2 separate regions of the Homo sapiens genome follow, and region 2 is linked to region 1. A link is a loop called in an ENCODE intact Hi-C map of the cell type or tissue named here. Cell type or tissue: CD4-positive, alpha-beta T cell. All regions are shown on one strand. Each heading gives the region's core, and the rest is flanking DNA. Links, peaks and the distances in the headings are about the cores only. Region 1 holds the start of PNISR (PNN interacting serine and arginine rich protein). Region 2 has its middle 6.2 kb from the start of FBXL4.

What was found. Hi-C counts contacts between places; a loop is a spot of excess contacts. Peaks named below come from ENCODE experiments on the same cell type or tissue, not always from the same donor. Only the 100,000 strongest peaks of a DNase experiment are listed, where the experiment ranks them.
Region 2: it touches region 1 in a loop (4-fold over the local background); 9 of 110 quality-filtered maps call a loop at or near these places.

The regions. Positions count from the first base shown.
Region 1 is chr6:99,421,043-99,431,274 of GRCh38, forward strand. PNISR (PNN interacting serine and arginine rich protein) reads right to left here and starts at 4,266. Exons shown (of 12, transcript NM_032870.4): 1 at 4,173-4,266. PNISR-AS1 (PNISR antisense RNA 1) reads left to right here and starts at 3,829. Exons shown (of 3, transcript NR_125843.1): 1 at 3,829-4,072; 2 at 4,182-4,345; 3 at 9,671-10,232. RefSeq lists enhancers at 3,567-4,087, 3,908-4,377, 4,069-5,268, 4,088-4,607, 4,608-5,128 and 3 more and a silencer at 3,744-3,924. In CD4-positive, alpha-beta T cell, for the core only: no CTCF peak of the experiment used is centred there; DNase peaks (open chromatin) are centred at 3,829, 4,359 and 4,939; H3K4me3 peaks cover 3,194 bases; H3K27ac peaks cover 2,109 bases.
Region 2 is chr6:98,948,992-98,959,223 of GRCh38, forward strand. No RefSeq gene overlaps it. Among named protein-coding and RNA genes, the nearest start is that of FBXL4, 6.2 kb to the left of the region's middle. In CD4-positive, alpha-beta T cell, for the core only: no CTCF peak of the experiment used is centred there; no DNase peak of the experiment used is centred there.

The DNA of each region.
Region 1 (10,232 bases), core at 1,310-9,309:
AATATCAAAAATTGATTCCAATTTATTCACTCTTCCTTTAGACTTAATTTTAAAGCTTGTTAGGCTTGGGTTTTCAAGTTTGGAGAAATTTGATTAATGACGGGCAAGGCTGCAAGACTTTCCTAACAGTATTTCCCTTCATGTGGTAAAGTGAACTGCTATTTCCTTGGAAAACAAATGGGGTCTGGGAAGAACAGAAAGATGAATAACCAAGGTTTGTATCAGATCATCAAAGCCACCACACACTGCCGCAAAAAAATCAAGTGATAGCTATCACCAGTGTTATGGAATGAATTGTGTCCCCATCCAACAGATACACTGAAGTCCTAACTCCTGATACTTGTGAGTATCAAGTGATACTTGTGAGTATGTCCTTATTTGTAAATAGGGTCTTTGCAGATGTATTCAAATTACAGTGAGTTCATATTTGATTAGGAGGGACCTTATTAAAAAGGAGACATAAGACACTTACAGGGAGAATGTAACATGACCACAGTGGTACAGATTGGGAGTAGATGGCTCTATAAGCCAAGGAACATCAAGGATTGACAAGAACTACCAAAAGCTAGGAAGAGACAAGAATCCCCTACAAAGCCATTAGAGAGCATGCCCTACCAAAACCTCAATTTTACACTGTTAGCCTTCAGAACTGTGGAAGAATAAATTTCTGTTGTTTGAAATCAGCCAGTTTGTGGTAATTTGCTACAATATCCCTAGAAAACTAATACAACCAGAAATGGCCATCATCTATTTTATCCTTTTCTTAAATGTATCTATATTAGAACTTCATCGCTTTGAGGTCCTAAAACAACTTGTTTAAATGACAATCATTTATTTATTATTGAGAAATTCTCACTCTGTCGCCCAGGCTGGAATGCAGCAGTGTGATCTCGGCTTACGGCAACCTCCACCTCCCAGGTTCAAGCAATTCTCATGCCTCAGCCTCCCGAGTAGCTGGGACTACAGGTGCATGCCACCGCGCGAGGATAATGTTTGTATTTTTTAGTAGGGATGGAGTTTCACCATGTTGCCCAGGCTATCCTCAAACTTCTGGCCTCAATGATCCATCCTCCTCAGCCTCCCAAAGTGCTGGGACTACAGGCATGAGCCACCCCGTGTGGCCAAAATGACAATCATTAATATTTACAAAAGTCACTCAGAGACTGTGACAGAGATGGATGAGAATTAAAATGTGGTATTTTAAAGTCCTTGAGCATCAACTACAAAATCAAAGAGCTACAGAAACACATCTATCATTTGATGCATAGGATGAAATATTTCTCAAATCAACCACAAAGCTGAGAAGCCAGAAAATACAACAATCCTCTTCACCCCTGACATTTCAGTCTTACATGAGTTGACTGACCTCAAAGTCAAAAAAGAATTTATTTGTTTAATTCAGATTAGGTGGAAATGGCACTGGTAAAAATTAATCTTGTAATCATTCGAAATACGGAAAACAGAAATTTTGCTACTTTATGTGACATGCATTTTAGTATATACTGAAATACTTGCAGCTTGTAGCTCAAAAGACTATTTTAAAAGTGGAGGACAAGCATGGCGGCTCATGCCTGTAAACCCAGCACTTTGGCAGGCCAAGGTGGGTTCATCACTTGAGGCCAGGAATTCGAGACCAGCCTGGCCAACATGGCGAAACCTCCACTCTACTGAAAATACAGAAATTAGCTGGGCATGGTGGCATATACCTGTAGTCCCAGCTACTTAGCAGGCTGAGGCAGGAGAATCACTTGAACCCGGGAGGCAGGGGTTGCAATGAGCCAAGATTGTGCCACCACTGCACTCCGGTCTGGGAAACAGAGTGACACTCTGTCTCAAAAAAAAAAAAAAAAAAAAAAACTGGAGAATTGGAGAGTCGGTTATAAATACCCCCCCAATAATAATTTAAAAATAAATGTAGCGAGAGCGCCCAAAATGACACCCTAGTAGCAACAAGCACACCTAGGCACGAGAACTTGGTTTTAATACCATTCTTCAATAAAAGGAATCAGAGATCTTTAAAGAAATAGCTGACTCTAGGACTGCGACAGGAAATATAAAAGATGAGTCTGGGGCATGTATACTGCCAGGAAGCAATAAAGTGCTAAAAAAAAAAAAATTGATAGGAACATGTCAAAGGAGAACAGTAGACAACTCGAAGAGCTGCCAATGGCCAAAGCTGGTACAATTTGAGCAACAAAATAAAGAAGTACTGGATTATAATATAAGTTATGTAATAAACATCCACAAGCCCATAAGGATATGATAAAATAAACTAACAAATAAATGTGAGGGAAGACACAAATCTCCCACAGAGAATTCCAAATAAATTATGTAAATATTCCACCCTAACTGAGGAAGAGCACAACTGTCCATTCAGTAAGCGTGGGCTCTGCAAAGTGACTTCCTTCCAAAGAGAACAGTATAAAAAGGGGTGGGGGAAGTAACTTTACAGTGGATAAATCTAACAAACGCTACTCCAGAAGGATGATCAAGGTCAGTAATAATGTGATAAGTCACCTTGATAGTATGTATCCTTGATAGCATGTGTTGAAAAGGGCATCTTACCTCTGTGATCTTCCCCTGATATAGTCCGTAAGGCCATTTTAATCATGAGAAAATCGTCTGGCAAATTCCAATAGCAGGGCACCCTACAATATACCTGACCATACTCCTCAAAAAATGTCAAGGTCACTGTATTAGTTTGGTATGCTTGCCATAACAAAGTACCAAAGACTGGGTGGCTTAAGCAACAGAAATTTATTTCCTCACTGTTCTGGAGGCGTATAGTGTAAGCTCTATGGGGTTGATTTCATTCTAAGGCCTCTCTCCTTGGCTTGTGGATGGTTGTCTTCTCCCTATGTCTTCACATGATCATCCCTCTGTATCCTACTCTCTTCTTATAAGGACAGCAGTTATTAATATATTGGGCTAAGGTCCACCCTAGTGACCTCATCTTCTTTAAAGACCCTCTCTCCAAATACAGTCACGTTCTGGGGTACTGAGGTTAGGACTTCAAGATACGAATTTTAGAGGGGCACAAGTCAGCCCTTAACAGTCATCAAAAACTAGTTAAGCCTGAGAAACTGTCACAGCCAAGAATATACAGCCTAAGAATATACAACAACTAAATGTAATGTGATATCCTAGCTGGCATCCTGGAACAGAAAAAGGACTTTAGGTAAAATGTGAGGAAGTAGGAATAAACTATGGACCTTAGTTAATAATTTATCATTATTGGTTCATTAGTTGCAACAAATGTACCATACTAACATCTATTAATAAGAAGATAAACTGTGTGTGTAGTGGGGACGTCGTATGTGCTCAACGTAAACAAAAACTGTTCTAAAACATAAAGTCTATTAGTAAGTTAAAAAAAAAAACTCTCAAGAACATCTTTAAAGAACTGTTTTCTCTATAAGCCCTTTGCCACTTTACAAAAAAATTCCACAAGTAAAATCTTTAGTAGTCTGGTTGCTGTTGTTTTCGCCCTGCTGCACTCAAATGAGGAATTCTAAGTTTATTTTGTTTTACTTGGGGGCAGGGGGAAGTAAAAAGATGTAAAAGATTAATGTTGAATTAAAATCTTAAGCTAGAATGTTAATTTAACAACCCACAAACAAATTTGTCTAATGCTCAATTTGTTCAGATGACGATACTATCCACCACAGGGTAAAAAACTGAAATATTGGATACTACCTTTAGCGAAGCTTAACACATAATATCCATCATTGGGTAAGAACACACGAAAAACACAAACTAAGGAACTGCGCCTGCGTAGTCAGAGCCTCAAAGGGTATAAGCTCCAGGTCGCGAGCCCCCGCCTCCTCCGCCCCCATGAACCCCCTTCCCACAAGGGGGTTCCCACTGCGCACGCGCAGTGTTTAACGGCCGGTCAGGAACCCAACAATTAGTCCCTTCTCGTCCGAGAGGAAACTCTGTGAGAAGATGGGACCGTGAGCACTCTCTTTAACAAGGACATTTCCTTTTCAGCGAAAGCAGCGCTCTGATTTACCAAGTCTGGCGGACCGCAGCGCTTTAAAGGAATGAGGTTCCAGCGGTCGCGCCAAGCAGCGTACGCAGCCTATTTTAAGTTATGCTACCTTCGCCACAGAAACCAAGAACGTTGTAATGGTCCGGCAAGTGCCCACGTATAATTGTTCTCCATCACTTACCCACTCTAGTTCGGGAACACCCTTGTCGCCGCCGTTCCGGTAACACCTCTCCAACGCTTTCGATGCTTCTACTTCTTCGGGAACAAGACAAGATGGCGCCCGATTTGTCTCACCCGGAAGTAAAGAATAATAACATCCGTTTGTCATCTGAAGCCATACCATCTCTCATCCAGGTTTGTGAACACGTGATTGTGCGGATTGACATGTTTCGGCGCCATTTTTTTTGTGGGCAAAACCATCTCTACTCTGGTCAACACCGGGCAACTGAACCATTCCTGCACGTTACTTTTTAACGTAGCTGGCGCCATTCCCGACCCATCTTTATAGTGGCCAGAAAGCCAAGAACGTAAGTGTTCTACACATAGGGCGCCTTCAAATTTTTTACTTTAGCAACGTGATCTTCCTTTAAGGGGAAGTATGTTCCCTCCTAGAAACACTCCCGCCTTGGAGAAGGGGTTGAGTTCGCAACTCCACTTACAGACTACGGAGGAACCCCAGGGTCAAACCAAACCAAACCAATTCTGGCCAGTTGCTTAGCGCAGTTCAAGTTACTTAGTGCGCTGGAAGCGGCATTTCAGGCAATCCAACTTCTGGCTCGAACCTTCTCGGAGTATTCCAAGGATGGAATACTCTCACTTGAGCGCTGCCGAGGGTGCCGCTTGAGGAAAACGTGAGTTTGTGAAGGTGAGCAGTCTGGGTCGGTAGCGAAAGCGGAGACCTTAGCTGACCCCGCAGCTGTCTTTCTCTTTGTTAACCTCAACACATCGCGCCCCCTTCCGGGAACACTTGCTCTTCTCTCCTTGGCTTAACTAGTCCCGGTTTTTCATTCTTTATCCGTGACTTTTAGGGAACCGTGGGGGGGAAGTCTGGTTTCCGTCCTGCTGCTTTCCTTCAACTACAAGATGGCTTCTCAAAAGGACGCATGCAATGCCATTCCTCAAAGACAGTATGTTGATTTCACAGTGTTTTTATATGAACAACGTTCAAGTGTCAAAAGTATCAATTTCCAGGCTAGGAGCTACAAGTTAAAAGGAAAACAAAAATGTTCCAAAGATACAGTGTTTATTAGCTACATCTTGGGAAGTGCCTTTCCAGAGAGTAACATGAAAACTTCTGCGTGACAAAGTGCACGAAGTATCTGAATTATTTCATTGGGCAATTGTCGTGCAAAAGAAATAGCAAATTACCGTAGAAACAAAATAGTAAGAGCACAGCTAGATGGATAAAGATACAGATGTGAAAATATAGATGCCCTTTGCATGAAAATTCAGTTTTCCTCAGCACTAGAGACCCAGATACTCCTGAATTAGCATTATAATAAAGTCGTCACTAGCTAACCATCTGCCTTTCCTCCAATCCACGGACGTGGTCCTCAAAATAACATTTTATCTTGTGAGAAACCTTCATTAATTACACCTAACAACACCATGACGCAGGTTCATGAGGATACTACTGAAGGCAAAAGGAAATCCCTATTTCTCTGACCCTTTCCCTAATTTCCACTTAGCACAAATAAGACTACTGGACAGTCTGATTTTAAAAAATCACTGTATGGGCCGGGCTTGGTGGCTCCCGCCTGTAATCCCAGCACTTTGGGAGGCCGAGGCGGGCAGATCACTTGAGGTCAGGAGTTCAAGACCAGCCTGGCCAACATGGTGAAACCCCGTCTCTACTAAAAATACAAAAATTACCTGGGCGTGGTGGCAGGCGCCTGTAATCCTAGCTACTAGGGGGGCTGAGGCAGGAGAATTGCTTGAACTCAGGGTCAGAGGTCGCAGTGAGCCGAGATCCCTCCACTGCACTCCAGCCTGGGCAACAGAGTGAGTCTCTGTCTCAAAAGAATAAAATAAATAAAAACCACTGTATGGAGCAAAAACTAGAAGGACATATACCACATGTTATCAGTAATCTCTAATTTTGCTCTGTGATTTTGTGCATTTTCCAAGTTTTTTGCATCAGGTCTGATTTTCAAGTTTAATTCTCTGAGAAACATTCTCATCAGAGGAATGTTCTATCTTCTTAGAGAAACCTGATTGGCCTAGTGAAACTGTCATGTTCCTACTCTCTATAATCATATTGTAATTCTTTGCTTGTTTCCCTAGTAAAGGTGAGGCAATTTTCGGGTAAGGGATTTCCCCCTCACCTCTGCCCTCCAAGTGGCCAGCATCTGCTTTGCACACAGAAATTTTTACATCTGCTATATGTTTGCATTAATATGTTCAACAATGATCCTAATGTAGGCCAGTCATTTTGGAAATGCATTGTGAAGTGGAGAGGATTATTAAATACCTCACATTTTGTTCCTTGTGCCAGTTTAATGAGACACCCTCAGCAATTGCTATTTACCAGACCAGAAAATGAATTTTACAGTTCCAATTCCAGTTCCCTTTCTCTAACCACTCTGTTCTAAGAGTTCCCCGTAACATTATGATCTTATGGACACATCAGGTAAGTGTATGTATTTCAACACAGAATTTTCTAAGAATGTGTGTTGTGGTGTTAAATTTCTATGTAAGCAGCTGTCACGTGCATGATCTGCTGCAGTTTGATCATCCTGCGCCTGGATCATCAAATGCTTAGCAGCCATCATTTTACCAGTCTTATCTGACAATCTGCTGTTAATGACTAACAACCAGGGGACTTTATAGGTTAAAATTTTTATTAACTTCCTCTGTTTTCAGTGTTTAAAGTAGAAAATTTGGCCAATGTGGCTCACGCCTGTAATGCCAATACTTTGGGAGGCCAAGGAGGGTGGATCACCTGAGGCCAGGAGTCTGAGACTAGCCTGGCCACCATGGGGAAACTGCCTACAAAAAAATACAAAAATTAGCTGGGTGTGGTGGCCCAGCTACTCAGGAGGCTGATGCATGAGAATCACTTGAACCCGGGAGGTGGAAGTTGTAGTGAGCCGAGATCGTGCCACTGCATTCCAGCCTGTGCTACACAGCGAGACTCTGTCTCAATGAATGAATGAATGAATGAATGAATGAATGGAGTGAAGTAGAAAATTCTAGGGGAGGACATGTCACCTTCCATTATTACAGAAACAAATTATCCTTAAAGCAAAATGGAAATAAGCTAAGTAAGATGATATGTGGAAAATATATCGAAATAGGAACTATTGCTGTTTCTTGAGATTTGAACCTTTATAGTGTTATTAGGTGCCATATCACATCCATCTTAAAACCTAATAAAAATTTAAAGCTGTGGTATATATATACAATTGAATATTATTCAGCCTTAAAAGGGAATGAAATTCTGATACATGCTACAATATGGATAAACCTTGAAAACATGCAAGATGAAATAAACCAGACACAAAAGGACATATATTGTACAATTTCACTTATATGAAGCGCCTAGAATGGGCAAATTCACACAGATGGAGAGTAGAATAGAGGTTCCCAGGAGTTGGGAGAAGGCGGGAATGAGAAGTTACTGTTTAATGGGTACAGAGTTTCCGTTTGGGATGATGAAAGAATTCTGGAAATGTGAATGCACTTAATGACCCTAATTATACACCTAAAAATGGTTAAAGTGGTAAATTTTATGTTGTATATATTTTACCACATAATACAATGGAGGATGAAAAATATTTAAAGCTAGTATGCTACAGGCACATCATTACAAATTACAACTTTTTTTTTTTTTTTTTTTGAGATGGAGTCTCACTCTGTTGCCAGGCTGGAGTGCAGTGGCGTGATCTTGGCTCACTGCAACCTCTGCCTCCTGGGTTCAAGCGATTCTCCTGCCTCAGCCTCCCAAGTAGCTGGGACTATAGGCGCATGCCACCACGCCCCGCTAATTTTTGTATTTTTAGTAGAGAAAGAGTTTCACCATGTTGGCCAGGATGGTCTCGATCTCTTGACCTCATGATCTGCCCACTTCAGCCTCTCAAAGTGCTGGGATTACAGGTGTGAGCCACCGCACCCAGCCTACTCTTTGATTCTTAATATAGTTACTTAAGCATTTCCTAGATAGTAGTGAATCTGGCATAATGAAATACGAGGGTATAAAATAATACTTTAGTTATTTAACAATAGATCCCATTGGGCTTTATGCAGGTATTGTCCATTTAGGCCAGGTTGGAGAAAGTAAGGTAAACTTATGTTCAATGACTGCCTGTTCTTACCTAAAATCTTTTGTGATTCAAACTTGTGGGGAAAAGCAAGAGAGATCAGATTGTCACTGTGTCTGTGTAGAAAGTAGAAGACATGGGAGACTCCATTTTGTTCTGTACTAAGAAAAATTATTCTGCCTTGAGATTCTGTTAATCCATAACCTTACCCCCAACCCCGTGCTCTCTGAAACATGTGCTGTGTCAACTCAGAGTTAAATGGATTAAGGGCGGTGCAAGATGTGCTTTGTTAAACAGATGCTTGAAGGCAGCACGCTCCTTAAGAGTCATCACCACTCCCTAATCTCAAGTACCCAGGGACACAAAAACTGCGGAAGGCCGCAGGGACCTCTGCCTAGGAAAGCCAGGTATTGTCCAAGGTTTCTCCCCATGTGATAGTCTGAAATATGGCCTCGTGGGAGGGGAAAGACCTGACCGTCCCCCAGCCCGACACCCGTAAAGGGTCTGTGCTGAGGAGGATTAGTATAAGAGGAAGGCATGCCTCTTGCAGTTGAGACAAGAGGAAGGCATCTGTCTCCTGCCCGTCCCTGGGCAATGGAATGTCTCAGTATAAAACCCGATTGTACGTTCTATCTACTGAGATAGGGAAAAACCGCCTTAGGGCTGGAGGTGGGACATGTGGGCAGCAATACTGCTTTGTAAAGCATTGAGATGTTTACGTGTATGCATATCTAAAAGCACAGCACTTAATCCTTTACCTTGTCTATGATGCAAAGACCTTTGTTCACGTGTTTGTCTGCTGACCCTCTCCCCACAATTGTCTTGTGACCCTGACACATCCCCCTCTCGGAGAAACACCCACGAATGATGAATAAATACTAAGGGAACTCAGAGGCTGGCGGGATCCTCCATATGCTGAATGCTGGTTCCCCGGGTCCCCTTATTTCTTTGTCTCTGTGTCTTTTTCTTTCCTAAGTCTCTCGTCCCACCTTACGAGAAACACCCACAGGTGTGGAGGGGCAACCCACCCCTTCAAATCTATCTACAGATGAGAAGCCTACTAAAATTTTAAGAATTGTATTAAAAACACACACAAACCTTGGCTACAACAACTTGTGGCTATTCCAAATTAAGAGAAATTACAGTCCCTAGTCATCTAAGAAATGGTCTCAAAAAAGCTGTGCAACTCCCAAAGTTGGCATATATATCCCTCAGTAGCTGTTCAGATGTAGCCATGAAGATTAAAAAAAAAAAAAAAAAACAACAACAAAACTTTCCCAGAGGTTGGACTCTAGAGTCACGGAGAACAATATACAAGGGAATTCTTCCTAGGAGATAGAAAAGAACCCTAATCATGAATATACCCCATACCTAGACTTAGGGATCCTAACTGTATCTCCCATTCTTCTTCCCCATTCAGAATGTTTGTTGCAGATACAGTTCCACCACTGTACATTAAGTATGTGGAAAACAGAAGATATCCTTTTGGTTCCTGGGTCTCCAGAACAGTAGGAGCAAACATCCAAATCTGATATAGCACTTCCAGAGAGCCTGGTCTTGGAGGATAAAACTTTACCTTGATGGGACTTTTGGCCCCGGTCCCTTAAGAGTTGGGATTTGGGGTTGTACTGCAGCACAACTCAGCCTATCCTAATACATATGGGAATGCAAACATCTCAGATATTTCTTCTTGGGTGCAATTTAAAATACGTATGAAATGGCTTCAGAAGTGTCCATGAACCTTCAAAATTACATACAAGAATTAGGGAGATACATTTTTCTGGGAACATACAGATGTTAAGACTTCCCTTCTCCGTCTCTATATTGCCAGAAGAGAGGGCCCCAGAATTAAAACCCCATCCTTCCTACAACACTCAGCTTTCTCTTTCAGGAATATCAGTACTAATATCACCATGCCTTTTATCTCTAGGATATCTTCATCCCCTGTACCTTAATTTCTGCATGACTTCATAGGGAGTCCA
Region 2 (10,232 bases), core at 1,122-9,121, 470 kb before region 1:
GATATTTACTTATATATGAACAGAATCAATATATGATATGCAATATACATTGTATACAAAAAAATTAAAATTTTTATTTTCTTCAACTTTTTGATGCATAATAGCTGTACATATTTTCAGGGTATATGTGATAATTTGATTCATTTCTGTAATCAAATCAGCATAACTGGGTTACTCATCCCCTTAAATATTTATCTTTTCTTTGTGCTAGGAACATTCAAATTGTTCTCTTCTGGCTATTTTGACATGTACTATTGATAAATGTTAGCTGTAGTCACCCTACTGATCTATGGAACACCGGGTCTTATTTCTTCTAAGTGTATGTTTCTTCTAAGTGTATGTTTACCTCCCCTTGCTCCCCCATGGCCCACCCCCCCAATACTTCTCAGTCTCTGAGATCCACTTTCTGAACTCCCACATATGAGTGAGAACATGCATTATTTGCCTTTCTGTGCTTGGCTTATTTCACTCATCATAATGACCTCCAGTTCTATCCATGTTTGTTGCAAATAAAAGGATTTTGTGGAGGGTTTTATGGCTGAATAATATTCTATTGTGTATATGTACCCCATTTTCTTTATCCATTCATCTGTTGCGCGGACACTTAGGTCAATTCTAAATCTTGGCTATTGTAAATAGTGCTGCAATAAACATAGAAGTGCAGATATCTCTTTGATATATGTATTTCCTTTCTGTTGGATCTATACCCAATAGTAGAATTGCTGAATCATATAGTAGTTCTATTTTTAGTTTTTTGAAGAATCTTCAAACAGTTTTTCACAGTGGCTCTAGTAATATTCATTCCTGCCAACAGTGCACACGGGTTCCCCTTTCTCCACATTCTCACCAGTATCTTTTGTTCCTGGCTTTTTTTTTTTTTTTTTTTTTTTGATAAAAGCCATTCTCACTGGGGTGAGATATCTCATTGTTTTGATTTGCATTTATCTGATGATTAGTGATAAGGAGCATTTTTTCATATACCAGTTGGCCATTTGTATGTCTTCTTTTGAGAAATGCCTGTTCAGATCTTCTGCCCATTTTTTAATTGGATTATTTGTTTTTGTTTTTGTTTTTGTTTTTGCTTTCCTATTGAGTTGTTTGAGCTCCTTATATAAAATATTCTGGTTATTAATCCCTTGTTAAATAAATAGTTTGCAAATATTTTCTCCCATTCTGTGGGTTGTCTCTTCACTTGATTGTTTCCTTTGCTATGCAGAAGCTTTTAAGCTTGATGTTATCCCATTTGTCTATTTTCACTTTTGTTGCCTATGTGTTTCAGATCTTAACCAAAAAGATAAGATCTTGCCCAGACTTATGTCATGGAGACTTTTCCCTATGCTTTCTTCTAGAAGTTTCATAGTTTTGGGTCTTAAATTTAAGCCTTTAATCCATTTTGACTTGACTTTTCTATATGGTGAGAGATAAGGTTCTAATTTCATTTTTCTGCGTGTGGACATTAGTTTTTGCCAACACTGTTGAACAGACTGTCCTTTCTCCATTGTGTGTTCTTGGCACCTTTTGTAAAAAAAGCAATTGACCATAGATGTGTGGCTTTATTTCTGGCCTCTATATTCTGTTCCATTAGTTAATGTGTCTGTTTTTATGCCACTACCATGCTGTTTCGATTGCTATAGCTTTGTAATATATTTTGAAGTGACGTATTGTGATGACTTCAGCTTTATTCTTTTTGCTCAACATTGTTTTCTCTATCCAGGATTTTCTGTGGTTCCATACAAATTTTAGGATTTTTTTTTCTATTTCTGGGAAGAACATCATTGATATATTGTTAGAGACTGCATTGAATATGTAGATTGCTTTGGGTAGGTATGGACATTTTAACTATTCCTCCAATCCATAAACACAGAATATCTTTCCATTTTTTGCATCTTCTCTAATTTCTTTCATCAAGGTTTTATAGTTTGAGTGTACAGATCTTTCACCTCCTTGGTTAAATTTATTCCTAAGTATTTTATTTTATGGGTTGTTTTTGTAGTCATTGTAAGTGGAATTGTTTTCTTGATGTCTTTTTCAAATAGTGTGCTTTCTGTGTATAGAAATGCTACTGATTTTTGTATGTTGATTTTACATCCTGCAAACTTACTAAATTTATTATAACAGTTTTTTTTAGTAAAGTCTTTAGGTTTTTCTATATATATAAGGTCATATCATCTGCAAACAAGGACCGTTTAACTTCTATACAATTTAGATGCCTTATTTTTTTCTTACCTAACTGCTCTAGCTAGGATTGCCAGTACTATGTTGAATAGAAGTGAGAAAGCGGGCATCCTTGTCTTGTTCTGGTTCTTAGAGGAAAAGCATTCAACTTTTGTCTATTCAGTGTATTAGCTGTTGGGGACTTGTCATATATGGCCTTTATTGTACTGAAGTACATTCCTTTTATACCTAATTCATTGAGCTTTTATCAGAGAAAAATAACGAATTGTGTCAAATGTTTTTCTGTATCTATTGAAATGATCAATGTGGTTTTTGTCCTTCATTCTGTTAAAGTGATGTATCACATTTATTAATTTGCTTTATGTTGAATCATTCTTGCATGTCTGCTATGAATCCTTCTTGACCATCGTTAGTGATCTCTTTTGTTGAAGATTTTTGCATTTATATTCATCAGGGATACTGGCCTATAAGCTTTGTTTTTTTGTTGTGTCCTTGCCTGATTTTGCTATCAGGGTAATGCCTGCCCCATAGAATGACCTTGGCAGTATTTCCCCCTCTTCAGTTTTTTGGAAGAGTTTGAGAAGAATTGCAATTTGTTATTTAAATGTTTGGTAGAAGTAAAGCCATCATGTCCTGGGCTTTTCTTTAATAGGAGACCTTTTATACTAATTCAATCTGCCACTTGTTACTGATTTGTTCACATTTTCTATAGCTTCATGATTCAGTATTGGTAGGTTGTATGTGTCCAGAAATTTATCCATTTCTTCTGGGTTACCAAATTTGTTGGCATATCATTGTTCCTAATAGTTTCTTATGATCTTTATATTCCTCTGGTATCAGTTGTAATGTCTCCTTTTTTATCTCTGATTTTGTTTATTTGGGTCATTTCTCATTTTTTCTTAGTCTGGCTAATGGTTTGTCGATTTTACTTATCTTTTCAAAAAATCTAATATGATATTTTGAATGAAATCCTGGAACAGAAAAAGGACGTTAGTAGAAAAACTAGTGAAATTAGAATGAAGAGTAGAATTTATTTAATAATAACACACCAGTGCTGATTTCTTAGTTGTAATAAACATACTATTGTAACATGAGCTCTTAACAATAAGGGGAAACTAGATGAGTGATGTATGGAACTCTCTGTATTGTCATTGCAATTCTTCTGTAAATGTCAGTCTATTCACTGCAACTTTTCTGTAAATCTAAATCTATTGTAAAATTAAAACTGGATTAAAAAATAATATAATAAGTAAATAAGACTGATCTGTTTATGGTTGCTGGTGAGACTTCATTGATTTGATAAGCATCAACTCAATGCTCAAATTCAGTCTAACAGTGGTTTCTTAATCCTAGATAACTTCTAAATAAGTTTTTATTTAAGTATAAAGTATATTCAGAAAAGAATGCAAAAGATGAGTGTACATACCCTTGTATTCACCATTCAGACAAAAAAGTAGATAATCACCAGTACTCAGAAACCTCCCAGATTCTCTCCTAAATCTCTTCTCCTTACTCCTGCCCAAAGGTAACCTGAATTCTAACACCAGAGATTAATTTTCCTAAGTTTTGTCCTTTAGGTAGATGGGATCATACATTACACACTCTTTTGAGTCTGGCTTCTTTCTCACAACATTAGCTTTGTGAGGGTTATTCATGTTGTCAAGTGTAGTGATAGTTTCTTGAGTTTCTATTACATAAATATACCATAATTTATTTATCTATTCTACTCTTGATAGACATTGAGCTGTTTTTAGTTTTGATTATTGTAAGCAATGCTGCTATTAACATTCTTGTTCTTATCTTTTGGGTGCCTATCTGTTGCATTTCCCTCCATACATTTTCATCTCTTTAATGTTTAAGAGATGTGGAAGTTGGTGCTATTATTTATTTAGTTTTTTTGCTTAGCTTTGTTTGTAATGGCACTTTAAGTACTGCTTAGAAATAAAAAGTTCTTATTTAAAGAAAGGAAAAGCCTAGGGGAATGTTAGATTTCTGTGACTAGATAGAATTTTGGTCATCATTGTTCAATCTACCCTTCCTCCAACCTTTACATCTCAAGGGCCATGTTGTTGCCATGCTTTGTTTGCTGGGCAGGAGAGCCAAGTGAGGCCAAAAAAAAAAAAAAAAGGGTGATGCTTATCAGTTAGTGATGGCCCTGATTTAATGGGTGAACTAATGCCTCGTTATTAAATGGAATGTTGTTTGGAAATGAATAGCATCCCACGCTGTAACAGCACTATCACAAATAAAGAAAGTCCCAACAAGGCTTAATTGTGCATAAAGTCACCAACTCAGCAAGCTAGTTATGATCTATTCTATGTGAGCTTCAAAAGTTGCAATGTTCTACTCAGATGGGGAGGCGGGCAAAAAAAGCAGCAGGTTCAAAACTCTTCTTTGTCCCTAACTCTTGAAACACTCACCATCATCCCCTTTACTATTTTCAAGTAATTTTTCTTTATCTTAAAATAAAATGTCTACCAATTATTAACTTTCAGGATTGTAAGTATGCATGACAATGTCAGAGGGCAGAGAATCAGAACATTGCAGAGGGCCAAAAATGTCTTCACAGTAAGTCCCTTTGGTTTTCTATCATTGATTTCTAAGAAAGTTCTTCTCTCAAGTCAAGGCCTTTCAGAAAATGCAACTCCATATATTTTCTACATAACTCCACTAAAATAATTTATCCTTCTGTGAAATCTTAGGTTAACTAGTTTGCTGGAAAGTAGAGTTCAGTCAATCATATTAGTTCAAGATTTTTAATATCCCAGTGGCCAAAGAGCATGAATAGTAGCCAGTAGGACTAATTTTGTAGTCTACTTTTTTCTTTAACCTCTTATCGTCCATAAAAAGGTTCCACTTAATATTTATTAATCTAGAAATAGTCACTGTTTTTAAAAAGAAAACCATAATTTTATTGTATTTACTTATTTATTTTATTTTGTTATTTATTTAATTTTTGAATTTACTTATTTATTTATTTTTTGAGATGAAGGCTTACTCTGTCGCCCAGGCTGGAGTGCAATGGCATGATCTCAGCTTACTGCAACCTCCACCTCCCAGGTTCCAGTGATTCTCCTGTCTCAGCCTCCCGAGTAGCTGGGGTTATAGGCGTGTACCACCACACTCAGCTAATTATTTGTATTTTTAGTAGAGACAGGGTTTCACCACGTTGGCCAGGCTGGTCTCTGCCTCTGCCTCTCAAAGTCTGGGAATTACAGGCATGAGCCACCACGCCCAACCTATTTATTTATTTATTTTTGAGACAGAGTCTCGCTCTGTTGCCCAGGCTGGAGTGCAGTGGCGTGATCTCAGCTCACTGCAGCCTCTGCCTCCTGGGTTCAAGCGATTCTCATCCCTCAGCCTCCCGTGTAGCTGGGATTACAGCCGTGCACTACCACACTTCACTAATTTTTGTTTTTTCAGTAGAGACGGGGTTTCACCATGTTGGCCAGGCAGGTTTCAAACTCCTGGCCTCAAGTAATCTGCCTGCTTGGGCCTCCCAAAGTGCTGGGGTTACAGGGGTGAGCCACCACTCCCGGCCCAAAAACTAGAATTTCAAAGAAGAAGCCCAAATCCATGGAGTCCAAATTCTTTTTATTATAGATGAGGAAACTGAGGCTTGGAGAGACAAAATGAATTCCCCAAATCAGAGTGACAGAGCTGTCAATGAAATCTAGTTCTGTGACTTTAAATCCAGAAATTTGGGTTTTTTTAATGATGTCATATTTCTTTACACTTCAATAAACTTAACTAAATATGCTCCCATATTACCATAACCTTGAAGTAGCTGAATATAATAGAAGGAAAAATTGAGCTTGGAAGTAGGAAGACCTGCTATCCAGCTCTGCCATTTTAGTAGTTCTGTGATCCTAGATAAGTTGCAACTTCTCTGAGTTTTCTTGCTTTTATGAAACGTTCCTAACTCACAGGTACTGGAGAGATTTAAAAGAGATCATATATATGAAAGTACTTTGTGAGCTACAAGGTAGTATGCAAATGTGTGAATTTTATTAATATTTATTAAAACATGTGGAAGATCAGTAATTGAGCCTTTCCAACACAAAATGTCAGAATAGAACCTTCAAGTTCATTCTAGTCTAACCCTTTTAATTGTCACCGGAAGAAAGAAAAGCCTAGAAAGACTGGATGACTTACCCAAAGATTTGTGACAAGTTGCTTGCAAAGTGAAGACTTGAATGTAGGTCTCTTAACTTGCAGCTTACACTGAACAATTTCTAATATCCTTAATAAGTGAATACCAATTACAAGATTATTTAAAATAATATGATAAAACTTAAAACTGACTTTACACAGGCCTACAAGCAATATCTTGAAATATATTTAAAAAACAAAAGCCTTTCTAATTTGTTCTGTTTATGCTGTTTTGATTTGATTTGTCCCTTTTTCTGTAGCCTGGGTTATATACTCAAAAACTTAGCATTAATCAAGATTGTCAGTGGTCAGGAGTAATGCAGGAGAAATACTACCTAGAGACAAAGGACCAAAGAGCCCTCTTCCTGAGGTAACTTTACACCTACCAACAGCTAGGAAAACGAAGCTTATGGCCAGGGCCTTGGGTAAGCTCAACTGAGGCTACAATTCCTTTCCTCCCTACTTTTTCCTTTTTTAAGTGGAGTTGCTTTTGAAAGAGCTCCTGTGTATCTGTATTAGGCAGGTGCCTGTGGTCTGTTCATAGGGTGACGTGGTAATCTATAGAAAAACAAGGATTTTCTGTCCATACAGGTAACTCAAAAGCGACAAGTGATTATCTGAGAGTTTCAACATGAATGTTCCATATAATTCAAGGTCTTCAATGTCTTGCAATTATTTTGTCCTCTGTGGAAGACTTGAGGGGGCTGGATTATCCAGATAAACTCTGGATTTTTTATATACATGGATTTTTTATATACATTTTATACATGCCCTTGCACAACTGTTAATGTTCCTTCCCCATGTTAACACAAACTGTGAATTTAAAACAAAAAATGGAAGATAATGCTTTCCTGGGTTACCCATCTCCTTTGAAACATACAAAAGTGAATCCTGTTCTTGTTATTGAGCCATAAATATATTTCCCCTTATGCTTAATATTTAAGTAATATAATGTACATAGTAAATACAAATGACTCAAGAATAATTTGTGTATTTCAAAATTAAATAATTATAATAATTAATGAGACTGTATTATAAAGTTTTCCCCAAACCCAGTACCCTTCAATAATGCATTTCCTTCATCTGGCAGCCCTATATCTCTCCTGAATAATTTGTGAAAGGAAAAAGGTAATCTGATAAGAGGCTCCCTAAAAGCGCATCTTTAAATATCATCCTTTGTGATACTATAACTGTTAAGGGGTTTCTTGGTCAGATTTTTCAGTGCCTTGTTGGGAAAAATTCCTCTGTTTCAAAGTCATTTAAAAAGAAATAAAGAAAATGATTTTTAAAATATGCTTTCCCTTCTTTTCTTCTGGTTATACATTGGTAGAAGGTCTCTAGAATTTTGAGGTGCAAATGCCTTTGCCTCTTTAATGTGCTGATCAAAAATGTGACCAAGCATTAGAGAAATGCAAATCAAAACCACAATGAGATGCCATCTCATGCCAATTAGAACGGCGATCATTAAAAAGTCAAGAAACAACAGATGCTGGAGAGGGTGTGGAGAAATAGGAACACTTTTATGCTGTTGGTGGGAGTGTAAATTAGTTCAACCATTGTGGAAGACAGTGTGGCGATTCCTCAAGGATCTAGAACCAGAAATACCATTTGACCCAGCAATCCCATTACTGGGTACATAACCAAAGGATTATAAATCATTCTACTATAAAGACACATGCACAAGTATGTTTATTGCAGCACTATTCACAATAGCAAAGACTTGGAACCAACCCAAATGCCCATCAATGATAGACTGGATAAAGAAAATGTGGCACATATACACAATGGAATACTATGCAGCCATAAAAAGGATGAGTTCATGTCTTTTGCAGGGACATGGATGAAGCTGGAAACCATCATTCTCAGCAAACTGACACAGGAACAGAAAACCAAACACCACATGTTCTCATCCATAAGTGGGAGTTGAACAATAAGAACACCTAGACACAGGGAGGGGAACATCATACACTGGGGCCTGTCAGGGGGTGGGGGTGTTGGTAGGGATGGCATTAGGAGAAATAGCTAATGTAAATGACAGGCTGATGGTTGCAGCAAACCACCATGGCACATGTATACCTATGTAACAAACCTGCACGTTCTGCACATGTATCCCAGAACTTCAAGCATAATAATAAAAAAAATGTAACCAAGGATAAATAAAGCTCCTTATTATACATCATTCTCTTACTATTTTTTTCTTGCTTATCATTTCAGCCTTTAATGGTAAGAAATTTGATTGCTTTAGAGTAGCGGTCTTTTCCTCCAAAACAGATGACTCACAAAGCAAGCCACTAGGATTACAAGAGGATGATAATCCAGGAAGGGCTGCAGGCAGCATTTTTCCTTCCGCCTGGCTCCTGGCCTCTTGCCCTTTGAGAATGCCTGTGGCTGCCAGGGCAGTATAAACAAATTGGAGCTGGATCAGACAAGATTTAACGATGATCAGTGTGATAAATTCATTATGGAACCAAGCACTTTATTTACTATTTACTAAGTAGATTGCTATTCATATAGTGTTGGACCATTTTATAGGATGAGAGGTCTTGAACTAATTTCATATTTGTATGTTCTATTTCCCTAAAAATGAATATTCTTCCATAGCCATTAGTGCAGCTAGAAGGGAATCCTAATGCAATTACTTAAAAAAAAAAAAACCTCTTTAGGGGACTAACACAAGTATTTGAAACTCAGAAGAGTAGAGTTTTGAGCTACTTTCTTTGAAGGTAGCATTTTGATGGTAGGAGAGGCCATTTTTTGACAATAACAGTATTAGTATTTTATTCACTCACTAATAAGAATTTATGTTTACTTAAACTAAAAGTTAGATCTTACATATAAATTGTGTTTGGTATGATATTCTATTCCAATTTGTCTGTGCCTCCAACTGCTATCATAAGTATCTAAGCAGGCATTCTTTTACATAAAATGCCTGATAAATACCATTTGCAGTAAAAGTAATAAAAGTCCTATAGGCCACTGCTTCTCAAACTTTAATGTGCTTATGAATCTTCTGGAGATCATGTTAAAATGCAGATTCTGATTCTGGGTGGGGCCTGAGTTCTGAATTAATAACAAGCTCCCAGGTGATAACAGATGTCACTGAACCCAGAACTACCCCCTGAGTAGAAAGTTGTAGGCCATTCCACTTGCAGAATATTTTATCTGAACTACGAAGACTGACCATGAACAGGTACTAAAATTACAAAGCAATGCCTTAACTTTAGCTGGAGACATGGGCAAAGCAAATGGATAGAATCTTGTTAAATATCTGTGTTGACTCATTTGGACAGTTTTTGGATTTCCTTGGGAATGGAGAGAGGTATTCCATATTGTATTTCCATTTTACTGTAAAGGCAGGTGCAAGATAAAAACCTAGGAGGTGATGGCACAAGTGGGCATTCCTTTCATTTCAGAAGACTAAATACCTGGCCCTTCTTGCAAGCAATTGAGCAACCCAGTAACCAATATCAGCAGAATTTGGGAGACAGAATTTTGGCATTACCAAGAATACATGAGCTTCATCAGTTTAACTTTCTATATGTAAAAATTCTAAACCAGTAACGTCACGTCTCCAGCTGCTGTTGCATTTTGGCCTGCCTTTGTTTTCACCAAGTGTGAGTGCAGCACAATGCCACAGAAATGAGGGCATAAGAAAAACATCAGATTTATTATTCATAGCAACAGCTCCAAGTCCAGACAGCTCCAAAGTAAATCTGAGCAAGGACTTGCTGTGACTTTGTGACCAAATACTTAATGTTCTCATATCATTAGTGCGCTCTGGCACTTTATCAAATCTGTAATATTGACTAACTACCAGTAATTGCTGATTTATGGGCAAAGTTTTCTCAGTCTTGTTTTCTTCAGGACTCTAACAGACCTTCATCTTCTGAAAACACGTTGAATCA